2 separate regions of the Mus musculus genome follow, and region 1 is linked to region 2. A link is a loop called in an ENCODE intact Hi-C map of the cell type or tissue named here. Cell type or tissue: heart. All regions are shown on one strand. Links, peaks and the distances in the headings refer to the core of each region. The heading gives the core; the rest is flanking DNA.

Region 1 (6,535 bases), core at 663-5,662, 160 kb after region 2:
AAAAAAAAAAAAAAACAAAAAACCACAAAAAAAAAATCAATTAGGTGCTTGGACAGGAAGCAGTAGTATGGTGGCTTGAGAGATGCCAGCTAGGTTCTGCTTAGAAAGGGAAGAAGAGGCTGCTGTGGAAATGGAAGATGGACTCATCCAGGAAAGGAAATGGGGGCGGGGGGGGGGTGGGACTAGAAATCGGAAAATAATAGTTGGCTGGAAAGGTGCACTAGTATATACAATTTAAGCTTTCAGGAAAGCAAGAATGGTTGTCTCCAAGTGCAGAGAACACATTACCTGACTTCCTGTTTCTCTTGCTCTCACTTTCTTCCTAGTTTTGCCCTGCTCCTTTCTCTCCCTACAGGTAATGGAGATGGGAATTTCACTTAGTTTCGTGAAATGTTTAACCTATAACAGGAGTGGTATTTAATTTCTTTTTAGCTTCATTATGTTTAAACAAACCAACTCTAGGTCCCTTCTTCATAAAATCCATAATTAAATTCTGAGCTTTAGAGGTAGTAGCCAAGATGGAGTGTGCTTTGGGGGTACCAGATTGCTGTAGGCAATCTTGATCTGCAGCCTTTCACAACCACCCATCCTGAAAATGCCTGTATCCCAGAGGCTTTGGTGCTTGATTTTGGCTTCTTTTGTCTTAAAGTCCCATCCCCCACCCCCCCATCTCCTCCAGCATGCCTTGGGATTCAAATGTAGATGGCATGCAGATTATTGGGAGAATAGGACCAACCGAGGCTGACTTGGCTATTGAGAGAGAAAGAAGGGAGGGAAGAGGAGACCTCCAATTTTAAGTTTTCAGCCATTGTTCTCTAGAGATGGGAAATGGCTGTGGTACCTGATCTGAAGAGTTGTACTCGGTGGTATTGGCTTGTGTGGTTCTGGAGAAAGAGTAAAATGGACTGTTTGAATCTCCTCCACTGGTTCAAGTCAGGTAAGGGTTGAAGCTTATTGATGTGCGTTGTAATTGTGTGTGTCCATTGTCTCATGTTGACCACTTCCATACCTTTTAAAATATGTACTGTGCGCCCTGCACTTAGTACTGTGTGGTATAAATTTTGGACAGTCTTCCTGAAGAGTTTGGGAGTACTTCCACACCCACGCACTTGGTCTTGGTAACTGGTTAAAAACTGCACTATTTCATAACGGTGGTATAAATTCAAAGACACAAAGCGATCTTAGGCATATTTACTTTTGTTATAAGCACTGATAAAACGTTTATATTAAAAAGTGAAGGAGGAAGGCGGCATTTGAAAGTAAGATAAGTTCAACTTATCCTCAATTTGCAGAGTAGCATTTAATAATCCAGTGGTTGTTGTAAATGGAGGGAAACGAGGAAGCCAGGGAAGAAGGGGTTAAATGAATAGCTGAAAATGTGGTCAGATTTTCCATCTCTAGTGGAAGCCACCTAATTCATTGGAGGAGAGGCAGTTGGTTCTGAGTTTATGAGACTGGCTTGCTCCTGCTTTGGTGGAGTCTACCGGGAGTTACACCTCCAAATGTGGGTAGTCATAATTTAGATCTTCGATGTTGTCAAATTGAACTTTTCTGGGTTACTCTTCTCAGGTTTTTATCCTCCCCACCCCCCAGTCTGGTTTTTTTCCACCACGGCGATGAACTACTTTACTTTGTATACTAGCTCGTCGACTGAAAATGGTTGCTGTGTCTCTCCATCCTCTTTTGGAGGTAGGATAGGATTGAAGGCTCTTTAGAGATTAGTGTGAAGAGTAGAGATGTTTTTACTTATTTTGGTGTCCACTCTTGGACCTGAGTTTGAATGTGAGACGTTATATGCGCATTGTCTTTTGAGGATCCCTGTTTTTTCTTCAATTTCCTGGTATGTTTGCTCATCGCTTGAGCACTTGACACACAAACGACTTTGAGATTCCTTTGTATAAAGTCCTAATTCTTAGCTTCGAGGAGTTTAACGATTATGTAGATGAATTAGTATAATAGGACATGAGGCGATCCTCCAGTGTAGCAAACAAAGAAACGCTTAAGTGGGAAGGAGGCCTGTTGGAGGTGGCACGGCATTGGCTGAGCCACCTGTGAAAGGCGGAGCTTGAGGTACCTTAAGTTGTTGATGAGTAGGCCTCCTTAACTTGTGGTTCTTGTTTAGGAATCTGATTATGCTTTCTTTGGCCACTGAAATTCCAGCTCATTAAATATCAACTTATGTCATATGCAGAGGGTGGTGTTTGGGATAGGAAATTCAAATGTGAAGATGAAGAACGGATAAACACTAAAATATACTGAGATAGCGCTGCAATGGAGCACTCACGCATCGAGTGCTTTGGGGGAGTCCCCGGAGAGACGTATGGAAGACCAGGCTTTCGAGGTGTTGGTGGTAGTAGTTTTAAGGTTCAAGAGGGCTTTGCAGGCATAGGAGTCACAACCACCAGCACCTACCCGAAGACTTGGCATTTGTACTGTCAGACACCTGGGTATGGGAAAAGGCAGGGAACTGGACGTCAGTGGCTTTTAGAATGCTGTTCTACATAAACTAGTTGGGTTTAAAGAAGAAAACTGTTATGAGGAGCCCGATGTCTGGGAGGTCGGTTAGGATAGAGTTCTGAGGACTGGGACTGGGTGTCGGAGAGGAAGCTTTGGAGGCAATGGGAAGTGATGCGGACTTCCAGTACGACTTAAGGGGAGAAAGTATTGGTAGTGCCCCGAGGGGACGTCCCATTCATTGTGTTGCTTGCTGTTTGGAGGAAGCTAGGTCCATAGCCTCTTTCCCTATCGTCCAGTTTCCTGGCAGATGAGTTGTTCTGATAGGACCCGCTCTACCCATCCCACCTATAACATAAGGAAAGGCCAGCCCGTTGCAGCTGACTGAGAGGGAGTGTTGTCTACCCGGTCCCCACATGGAGCGTCACCATTGACAGCTTCGTTTCTTTAGAAAGTAGACCTCCCGGAGTCCACATTCGGTACACTCCTCTCCGCTCCCCTTAAGAGGAGGTGGACACTTAGGAGGAACCCGAGGCCTGGCGGAGGGAAGCTGCGGGCAGAGTGAGACGGCCGCGCCCTCGCGCCGCCCTCCCCGGTGCCCAGATCCCACCCCGGTAGGAGGCCCAGCTGGCGACACGCGGCGGGGCGCGCGGTCCCGGCTCCGGGTCTTGGCTGCGGCCGCCGGGGCGGCGGGCACGTGGCAGGGCGGGAGACTCCACCTGGCCACGCCGCTGGCCCCTAGATGGCTGGCGCTGTCCCCGGCCGGCGGCCGCTGCGGGAGCACGGAGGCATCTGCTGCGCTATCCCGGTCACAGGCGCTAACAGAACCGCTGCTGCCGTCGGGTCGCGACTTCAGACGCGTGCCCACCGTCCCGCCAGGTCCCTTACTCAACTTCGGATCGGTTTACCTGCCCCAGCGGGCACAGTCACCGTTCTCCGCGACCCTCAAGCACCGCCCGGTCCCGCCCTCTGCTGGGCAACTAGCGCCCACGTCCAGGCAGGGCCGGTGGGCGGTGCCGTGGCCACACAGACCCCGGGGAGCGGGACTTGGGCAACTCGGAGCCCCGCCCACCCCAACTGGCCCCGCCCACCACAATGTGCGGCCCCGCCCACCCCACCCGACTCCTCCCCTTCCTGCCGGCTTGCTCCCTGCAGCCCGCCGCTGGCGCCCAGGCCCGGAACGGAGTCCGTACTCCCCTTGGCCGCCCCGCCCCGCCGCCTCCCACCCCTCCCGCGAGGGCGGCCCGAAAACCCGGAGCGCGGGAGCGTTGCTCCGCCGGGCCGGGCGGCAGCACTGGGCATGCTCAGTAGCCGGGGCAGGTTTTTCGGTCGCAAGTAGGAAGCTTTTTGCACTACACCGGAGACCGGGAGCCACGGATCCCGCCGCACAGCCCGCAGCGCCCGCACCGCCGCCGCGCCCGCCCCAGCCCGTCCGGCCCCTGGCGGGCGCGATGAACCCGCGCCTGAGCCTCAGCCGGCCCGCCGGGCACTGAGCGCGGGCGCCCAGGGCGCGTTGCGCAGCTGCTCCTGCGCACAACCCCGCTGCCGCCGGCCCGCACCGGCCGCCCGGAGCGAGAGGCTGGTCCGTGCACTGCGCCCGGCGCCGGCCGCGGAGCAGGAAGCGCAGGCCACGCAGGGACCCAACTGGAACAAAGTGTCTGCCGCCGGGTGCCGCGCCCCGACCCCGCCGCGCCCCTGCGCCGCCCACCATGGCCTCCGAGGAGCTGTACGAGGTACTCCCCTCCCCCCGGCGGCGCCCCCGGCCCGCGGGCCTCCGTGCCCGGTTTGCTGGACGGGAAGCGTGCGCCAGCCCCCGGAGCGAGCGGCGGCCGGAGGGGCCGACGGGCGGGGGCGCCGGAGTTGCCGGGCCGGGCGGGGGGAAGTGGCGCTGACACGAGCGACTTGCTCAGACTCAGCCCAAAGTGCTGCTGGCGAGGGGAGCCCGTGCCTGAGCGCGGCAGGGTCCGTGGGCGGCGCGGGGGTGCTTTTCCTGCCCGTTTGGTCGAGCCGGGTGGACAGGGTGTCGCCTCACGGGGGGCCCGTGCGGCTGTCTCCACTCGGGTACTAGCCAGAGAGATGCAAAATTTCGCACCGAAAATGCTGAGCGTTGACCACATGCTTTAATTAGGTTAGCATTGTGGCCGGAGCCAGGAAATTGAACTTAAACGCTGATGCGCTGTCGTCGCAGCCTTGCGAGTAGGAAAGGGTTCTAAGAGTCGAGGCGATGAGTTATGGGTGATGGGTCTGCCAGCTTTAACTTCAAGTTTGAGAGTTATCGGTCTGGATCTTTCACGTATTCTGAATGTCTCCACATAACTCCTTGACGTATTTCAAAGTAGACTTCCTGGGAGTACAGAAGGGTAAAAGCTGTGCCTTTGGAATACGTTGTTGGTTTCACATATTTGTACATTCATCTTTTTAAGAGGCTTAAAACTCTCCAGATTCTATCCAGACTCACCTTTAGGATGCCTTTAGGAACTTGGCTGTTTAGGGATTGAAATGGGCATCTGTAACTGCAGCCTTGTGTGATCCTTCCAAGGGGGTACCGCCTTCAGTGTGTATAGCTGCTTTCGGCATAGACTGAAGCTTTGCTGACAACAATGAGGCTTGTAGCAACTTTTTGATGAGTTTTGGTTGCTTTGAAAAAAAACCAAAGGTTTACAAAAGTCCTTCGAAGGAGGCTACCTTCTATAGACCAAGGGGAAGGCTGTTGCTTGCCCTTTATTTGAGCTTCAGTCTACTGTACCTATCATTGAAAATTGTCTCCCCCTTTCAACCATTTTACACATTAGCAGTGCCCTACTGTATTCAAGATGCTCTCTTAGGTCACTGGGGGATATGAAGAGAAAACTCCACTCTCCCGAGAAGCTTGGCTTCCAGGAATGGAAGTGTCTTGATGGGTGCCAGCACAGTAGAGGCTAGGATGTAGAAAAGATGTCTTACTCACCAAGTCGTGGAAAGTACAGAAAGTACTGAGTGTGATCAAGGTGGGGATTTACTTGTCACATTAGATCATTCTTTGGTGGCTGACTCTTGTGTGTTCACTGTTGAGCTTCTTGGGGGATTCTAAATATGGTTCCCATTTGGTATCTGGGGGAGAGGTGCACATTATACATAAGTTGTATCCTCCGTGGGTAAAGATGACACACACTGATTGTGTTAGGAATTAGTAAAGTTACTTTCTGTTTATTCTATAGCTTCCTGTTTTCTACTCACCATTTTTTCTGACAGAGGTCACTTAGAGATAAATAACATCTTATACCAAGTTTGTGTTCATTCAGGGTGATTTTGAATGTCTGTGGTATGGAGGCTTAGAGGTAGAGGCATGTCATGGGCAGTGCTCTCAAGAAGCAGCTCTTGGGGAACAGATAGCTACAGTGCAAGTAAGTGGTGTACCTGGGCCATGGCAGTTTCCAGTCTGGGTCTTTCCTTAGTTTGTTTTGAGGGAAAAGATAACATGAAGATACGACTAAAGTGATGAAAGCCATTGTAGGTGTGTTCTGGTTGGTATCTTTTAAGCTTCCTTCTAACTTCTTTACTTGATGGAAACATCGGGACTGTATTACAACTAAAAGTTGATGTTTAAGGGGTGGTGGCACAGCACTTGGGAAGCAGTGTTGTGAGTTTGGGGTCAACCTGGTCTACAGAGCCTGTTCTAGGATAGCCAAGACTGCAAAACAAACAAACAAACAAACAAACAAAACAACAAAACCCCTCTCTGGAAAAAGTAAAAAAGACAACAGAAAAGCTGATGTTGAAGTTACACACTTGTAATCTCGGACTCAGGAGGCTGAGACAGGATCAGGAATTTCAGGACATAGTGAGCCTGTCTCAAACAAACAAACAAACAAACAAACAAACAAACGGGCCAGTGAGAGGGGTTAGCAGGTGAAGGAAGGCTTCTCCCACCAAACCTAAGTACCAGAGTTTGGTCAGTGTTGTGTTACATGGTGAAGGGAGAGAGTTGACTTCTACAGATGTCACTTGGAGCCCCCACACCAAAACTCAACATGTAAAATGAGTACACTTACAAAAAAGGGGGGAAGGAAAAGTGATATTTGGAAGTTTTGCATAGTGGCCA
Region 2 (6,535 bases), core at 864-5,863:
TAGAACAGCAATGGCTTGTGCTGTAAGATCGAGAATTGACAAATGGGGCCTCATAAAATTGCAAAGCTTCTGCAAGGCAAAAGACACCGTCAATAAGACAAAAAGACCACCAACAGATTGGGAAAGGATCTTTACCTATCCCAAATCGGATAGGGGACTAATATCCAATATATATAAAGAACTCAAGAAGGTAGACTCCATAAAATCAAATAACCCCATTAAAAAATGGGGCTCAGAGCTGAACAAAGAATTCTCACCTGAGGAATACCGAATGGCAGAGAAGCACCTGAAAAAATGTTCAACATCCTTAATCATCAGGGAAATGCAAATCAAAACAACCCTGAGATTCCATCTCACACCAGTCAGAATGGCTAAGATGAAAAATTCAGGTGACAGCAGATGCTGCTGAGGATGTGGAGAAAGAGGAACACTCCTCCATTGTTGGTGGGATTGCAAGCTTGTACAACCACTCTGGAAATCAGTCTGGCGGTTCCTCAGAAAATTGGACATAGTACTACCGGAAGATCCAGCAATACCTCTTCTGGGCATATATCCAGAAGATGCCCCAACCGGTAAGAAGGACACATGCTCCACTATGTTCATAGCAGCCTTGTTTATAATAGCCAGAAGCTGGAAAGAACCCAGATGCCACTCAACAGAGGAATGAATACAGAAAATGTGGTACATTTACACAATGGAGTACTACTCAGCTATTAAAAAGAATGAATTTATGAAATTCCTAGCCAAATGGATGGACCTGGAGGGCATCATCCTGAGTGAGGTAACCCAATCACAAAGGAACTCTCACAATATGTACTCACTGATAAGTGGATATTAGCCCAGAAACTTAGGATACCCAAGATATAAGATATAATTTGCTAAAAACATTAAACTCAAGAGAACAAAGACCAAAGTGTGGACACTATGCCCCTTCTTAGAATAGGAAACAAAACACCCATGGAAGGAGTTACAGAGACAAAATTTGGAAGTGTGATGAAAGGATGGACCATCTAGTGATTGCCATATCCAGAGATCCATCCCATGATCAGCTTCCAAACGCTGACACCATTGCATACACTAGCAAGATTTTGCTGAAAGGACCCAGATATAGCTGTCTCTTGTGAGACTATGCCAGGGCCTAGCAAACACAGAAGTAGATGCTCACAGTCAGCTATTGAATGGACCACAGGGCCCCCAATGGAGGAACTAGAGAAAGCACTCAAGGAACTAAAGGGATCTGCACCCCTATAGGTGGAACAACAATATGAACTAAGCAGTACCCCGGAGCTCGTGTCTCTAGCTGCATATGTATCAAAGATGACCTAGTCGGCCATCACTGCAAAGAGAGGCCCATTGGACTTGCAAACTTTATATGCCCCCGTACAGGGGAACGCCAGGGCCAAAAAGGGGGAGTGGGTGGGTAGGGGAGTGGGGGTGGGGGGTATGGGGGACTTTTGGTTTAGCATTGGAAATGTAAATGAGCTAAATACCTAATAAAAAATGGGAAAAAAAAAAGAAAAGAAAAAAATCTATTTTCAATTTAAAAATAAAAGAGCTGTAAGACACTCAAGCTGAATCTTCCCCAATCTTTTTAGTATGGACTTAATAAAGGTTAATGTTATGATTATTTCTGTTTGTGGCACAAAAACTGTGAGCATATTTAATAACTCACACTGGCTATTGTTTATTGGACTGCAATACTGACCCATCAAAGGGCCATACTAAGCCCTCTTCCTGAGCTTCTCAGTCAAAATGAGAACATTTAAGAGGCAGATACAGAGGAAATGGGGGCTAGCCTGATCTACATATTGAGATTCTGTCTCAAAAGAGCAGCCTGGAGGTGGGGATTGCACATAAAAAGCTAAATCAAATTTTTAAAGATCTTTTCAGTCAGGTGAATCACTAAGAGTCAGACTGTATATGTAGACATCTTGCTTTTGTAAAATGCTACGTAAGTGTTAAGAGGGTAGGCAAACAGATGTAGTTAACAATGGTCATCTCTAAAGACTGGGGTCATTGCAGAAGGAGCCACTGACCTATTTTGGTTTTAGGTAAGTTTTTGATTTGGGAGAAAAAAAAAGTGTGATTTAAAATTAACTGTATGGAAAATAAGCCTTCTGAAAATGATTGACACAGGTTGCCCACCTTATGTTCCTAGTGCCCACGTCTGGCCAGATGTGCAGAGAGCATCTTGAGGGATAGGGCTTTATTCCCAGAGTTTCTGTAAGCACTGGTGGGCCATGGGTATCATGGGATTTGCATCTGGTTTCCGTGTAGGAGGTATGTTGGAGCTTTCTAGCCTGGTAGTCAAAACAAGTCAGGAATAAAGAAAATGTGTTCCTATTCAAGAAGAAATCTTCTGCTTTCCTCCCTGCCTTCACATATGACTTTCCTTGGCCATTATTGCTGTCAAAACCACTTTAATGAAATACACTTCTAAGTAGGGATTAGGGAGGGACTGTGGCTGCTATCTCACACCCCAAGAGAGCAGTTGAGTTTTGCCTTTCAGTCACTGCTAAAGACATTTGTGAAAGCAAAGCACATGGCGCTCCCCTCTTTCAGGCCCACCCAGAGCTCCCTTCCTGAAGTCCACCTCTCCATGTTTTTCCTCTGTCCCTTCCTTCCTGGAGCTGCTGGTTATTCCCGGAGCTGGGAGGGGGTGGGGGAGGCTGGCCTGGGCTTCAACAGCTGTGTGGAGCTAAGTAGACAGCAGCAGCTACCTAAGCAGCCTGTGCTCCTGCATCCTGCTCAGCATCGTCATCTCTGTCAGGGGCTGAGTCTCTGCCCAACAGTCATGAGAGAGTGCAGCAGTTTCAAACTACTTCTAAAGCTCATGTTATCAATGTCTAATGGCATTGTCATTCTCCACAACAAGGACCCAGCTCTACCAAGATGATGCCCTGCCAGCATTGATTGGTATTTGTCAGTGTAAATAGGAGAGCCCATGCTTCCCCCTACAGTGTGTATTTACATAAACAGGAGCTGCCCAAGGACTGATGTTTGATTTTATCTCACTTTCTGAATTAGGATTTCTAGTGCTACAGCAAAACACAGTGACCACAAAGCAAGTTGGGGAGGAAAGGGTTTATTTGGCTTACACTTCCACATTGCTGTTCATCACCAAAGGAACTCTTTTCTCATGACTCTAGTTTGTGCCAAGTGGATGAATACCTACCAGTCACTATATTCACCAATTCTAAGAAGTTGTCACCCTTATTAATGCCATGTCTGGACCCTGGTTTACATCTTCCCTTTCAACTTTAACACGCACTTGAATACAAAACACTCAGTGAAACAACTCTGGGAAGACTCCCTTTTGAAAAGAGTCAGAAAGTAATGAGCAGGATGTCACAGACCTGAGGATTATCACATGACATCAGGTCTGAGCAGGTAGCTCTATGCCGTACTTTGATCGTTGCTATGGTAAAATAAGTGGGCTGTTTGGCTTGTGCTGAGAAGTCATGATGGCAAGAGAATGAGCTAGCTGGTCACGATGTTTCCACAGTTCAGAAGAGAGAAGCGGGGAGGGAGGGGGATGAGTTTCACTGAACCTGAAGTTCACCCTTTCAGCTAGCCTGGCTGGCTATGAAGCTCCTGAGATCCACTTATCTCCAACCCAATCCCACCCCAGCACTGAGTTACAGACATGCGCCTCCAGGCCTAAGTGACTGCTGGGAGTATGAACTGAAGTCCTCATATTTGCACAGCCAGTACTTTGCCACTGAGCCATCCTCTCCAGCCTGATTCTAGGTCAGTTTTGAAACTACATTCCATCACAGTAGGGAAGATATAGTGATTAGAATGGCTCACACATAAACCTAAACACAAATGCATATACACAAATGCATATAGGGGAGTTCTCCTCCCCAATATTTGGACATATTTGGACAGACAGTTCCGAGTTTTCAGGCACCAGAACATGCTGTGGGACTTTGTCGCAAACAAGATTATGAATCAAATTAACCCCATTTGCTTGTTCATTGCCCCACAGCAGGTACCTTGTTAAAGATCACACACACAACAAAACCCTTAACACATTGTCTGGAAAAAAAATGTAGGTGAATTTTTAGATGAAGCAAACTATAGTAGTAGAAGTCAGATGGGGTCACTAGAAAATGAGAAACTATCTCTGTTGCAAAGGGACACAAGAAACTCATTCAGGTGACTGTGTTCTGTATCCTAGTTATGGTACTAGTTATATGATGGTATACTTTCAAAATCAGAGATTCTCAACTTAGCATTATTGACCAAGACAACTATTGGGGACTTGATTGCAGTTCCAGAGGGTTAGCCCAAGATCATCATGTCAGAGAGCATGACAGCAGGCAGACAGGCATGGGACTGGGTCAGTGTAGAGAGCTTACATCTGATCCACAAGCAGCAGGCGGTGGGGGGGGGGGGGCTGGGAGGAGGGGAGAAGGACTGGGGTTGGAGAGAAAAACTAGATGGAGAGAGATCTCCCAGGTTAACAGCTCCTCTAACAAAGCCACATCTTCTAGTTCTTCCCAAAATTGTTCCACCAACCAGGGACCAAGCATTAAAATATATGACTGTGTGGGTGCATTCTCATTCAAACTATCATACTATCTAATTGTCCACATTACTCCTGAGAAATCTGATAGCACCTCAATTCTCAGCCTTCTGAACATTTTCCCACATTTTTAAAAATCAAATGAAGTTATTATGTCCTATTCAAACTGGAATATTACATTCTATACTTCTAGGTAAGCTCCAGGTGTGATTTATTTTTAAACTGTCTTTCTGAACAGCCCATGATGTACAGTCCATCCAATAATTCCACCAACTTACTTCTAGGAGATGGCCTTCCCCTTCCAGGCCTTTCTGACACTCCTGTTTCAGCTTCTTACAAAGAACTCCTCCTAATTCTCAGCGTGTTCCTTTCCCCTAGGACATTATTGTAACTCATTCTTTTTTTTTTTTTTTTTTTTAATCTTTTGATGTGTGCTTCCTAGAGATGATGGCAACTCAACCTCCCATGGCGAAATCCCTCTCCCAAAGGGTGGTGGTGATCCTTCCTACTGCCTCTTAGAGAGTCTTCAAACTGGCTGTCTCTGTTGTAGAGCTCACTAAACTGCTCGCCTCCAACACGTGATCACATTCAAGCAGGAAGCTGGCTTTTCCTCCAGGAGTTGTCAGGTTCTGTAGGCGTTTCCTCTGGGGACCTAGCATTTCCCCAAGATGAATTTTATATCAAACAGTTCCTTGTAGCTCCTCTTTAAATCCTTGCTGTCAGTGTGTCTTTTGCTCTCAAGTCTGAAGTCCCTCAAATCCAGATTTTGAAGAAATGTGTTTTTTTCTCTAAAGGAGACTTATAAAATGGCTGTCACTGGAACAGGCTGGTAAAGATGGGTAAGGGAGAAGAAAGAGATGGAGAAACTCCACTGTTAACCATCACTATACCACACACACACACACACACACACACACACACCCCTTTACATGGTGAATGAATCTGAGTGAGCACTGGATCAAAAGGTGCTGGGACTTAGAAAAGTCATGAGCCAAATGGACTGTGGTTTTTGGGCATTAAAAACAAAACAAAACAAAACACCCTATAGATTAAAAAACAGTGGAGTCAACAGATCAACCAAGTAGGGAGCAAGGCAAAGACTGACAGAGCGTCTTAGAAAACTGGAATTTTCAAATAGTAATAATAGTAACTAAAAAATTATAAGAAAAGAAAAAAGAAAACCTGACTTCCCTATGATAAAGAAGAGAGGGCAGGGGCTGGCAAAATGACTTGGGGGTGACAAGCAGCAACTGTTCCTCCATAGCACTGGGTTTTGATTCCCAGTATAAGCAAGGTGGCTCAGAGCCAACGGTAACCCCAGTTCCAAGGGATCCCCGTCCCTCTTCTGACCAGCCACACAAGTGGTACACAGACATGCAGGCAGGCAAAACATTTGTATAAATAAGATGAAGATATTTTAAAGCCTAGTTATAGATAGATAGATAGATAGATAGATAGATAGATAGATAGATGGGGGGAGGGGTAAAGATGGATAGAGGAGTTGTAGATTAGGCTACACAGAGAAAATGACTCGGGAGGTCTATTTCTGGAGTCTAACACTCCAGCGCTGACTTTCTCCTTGAAGGTAATCCGAGAACTAAGAAGATGTACACTATGAAACTAAAGAAACTCCAGAATAGAAGGGATACCTTCGTGGAAGTTGGTGTCTGGTCAGGGCTTTGACTTAACACAGATATAGGAGGAAAGCCATAAAGAATCCTCAGTATCTGCTCCTGAGGCCACGCCCTCCACCTTGAGTCCCTGGGAACCCAGAGGACAAGTCAACTTTCTCTGGGAAAACAAGCTCAAGGGTTAAATCGCCCATTAAATAAGGGGAAGACTAGAAGGGAAGGCTAAAATTCTTTTCAAAACCAAGAAAAGCAAAAGAAACAGAAAACTTGCGATGATGAAAGTCAGAGCAGGTCCAAATGTATCAGTAATTAAAATGAATGTATTTAGAGAAAACTCCATCCTACAAATCATTAAAAGAGAGGTGTTATTTTT

Evidence for each region. A loop is a pair of places that touch in the nucleus more often than their neighbours do. Peaks named below come from ENCODE experiments on the same cell type or tissue, not always from the same donor. Only the 100,000 strongest peaks of a DNase experiment are listed, where the experiment ranks them.
Region 1: a loop joins it to region 2, with 2.3 times the contacts of the local background. A loop is called at or near these places in 2 of 42 quality-filtered maps.

The regions. Positions count from the first base shown.
Region 1 is chr13:35,737,702-35,744,236 of GRCm38, forward strand. All of the region lies in intron 3 of Cdyl (chromodomain protein, Y chromosome-like), which reads left to right. Among named protein-coding and RNA genes, the nearest start is that of Cdyl, 81 kb to the left of the region's middle. In heart, for the core only: a CTCF peak has its summit at 3,419 (motif pointing left); DNase peaks (open chromatin) are centred at 3,130, 3,680 and 4,450; H3K4me3 peaks cover 3,262 bases; H3K27ac peaks cover 3,057 bases; H3K27me3 peaks cover 1,024 bases.
Region 2 is chr13:35,579,159-35,585,693 of GRCm38, forward strand. No RefSeq gene overlaps it. Among named protein-coding and RNA genes, the nearest start is that of Cdyl, 77 kb to the right of the region's middle. In heart, for the core only: no CTCF peak of the experiment used is centred there; no DNase peak of the experiment used is centred there.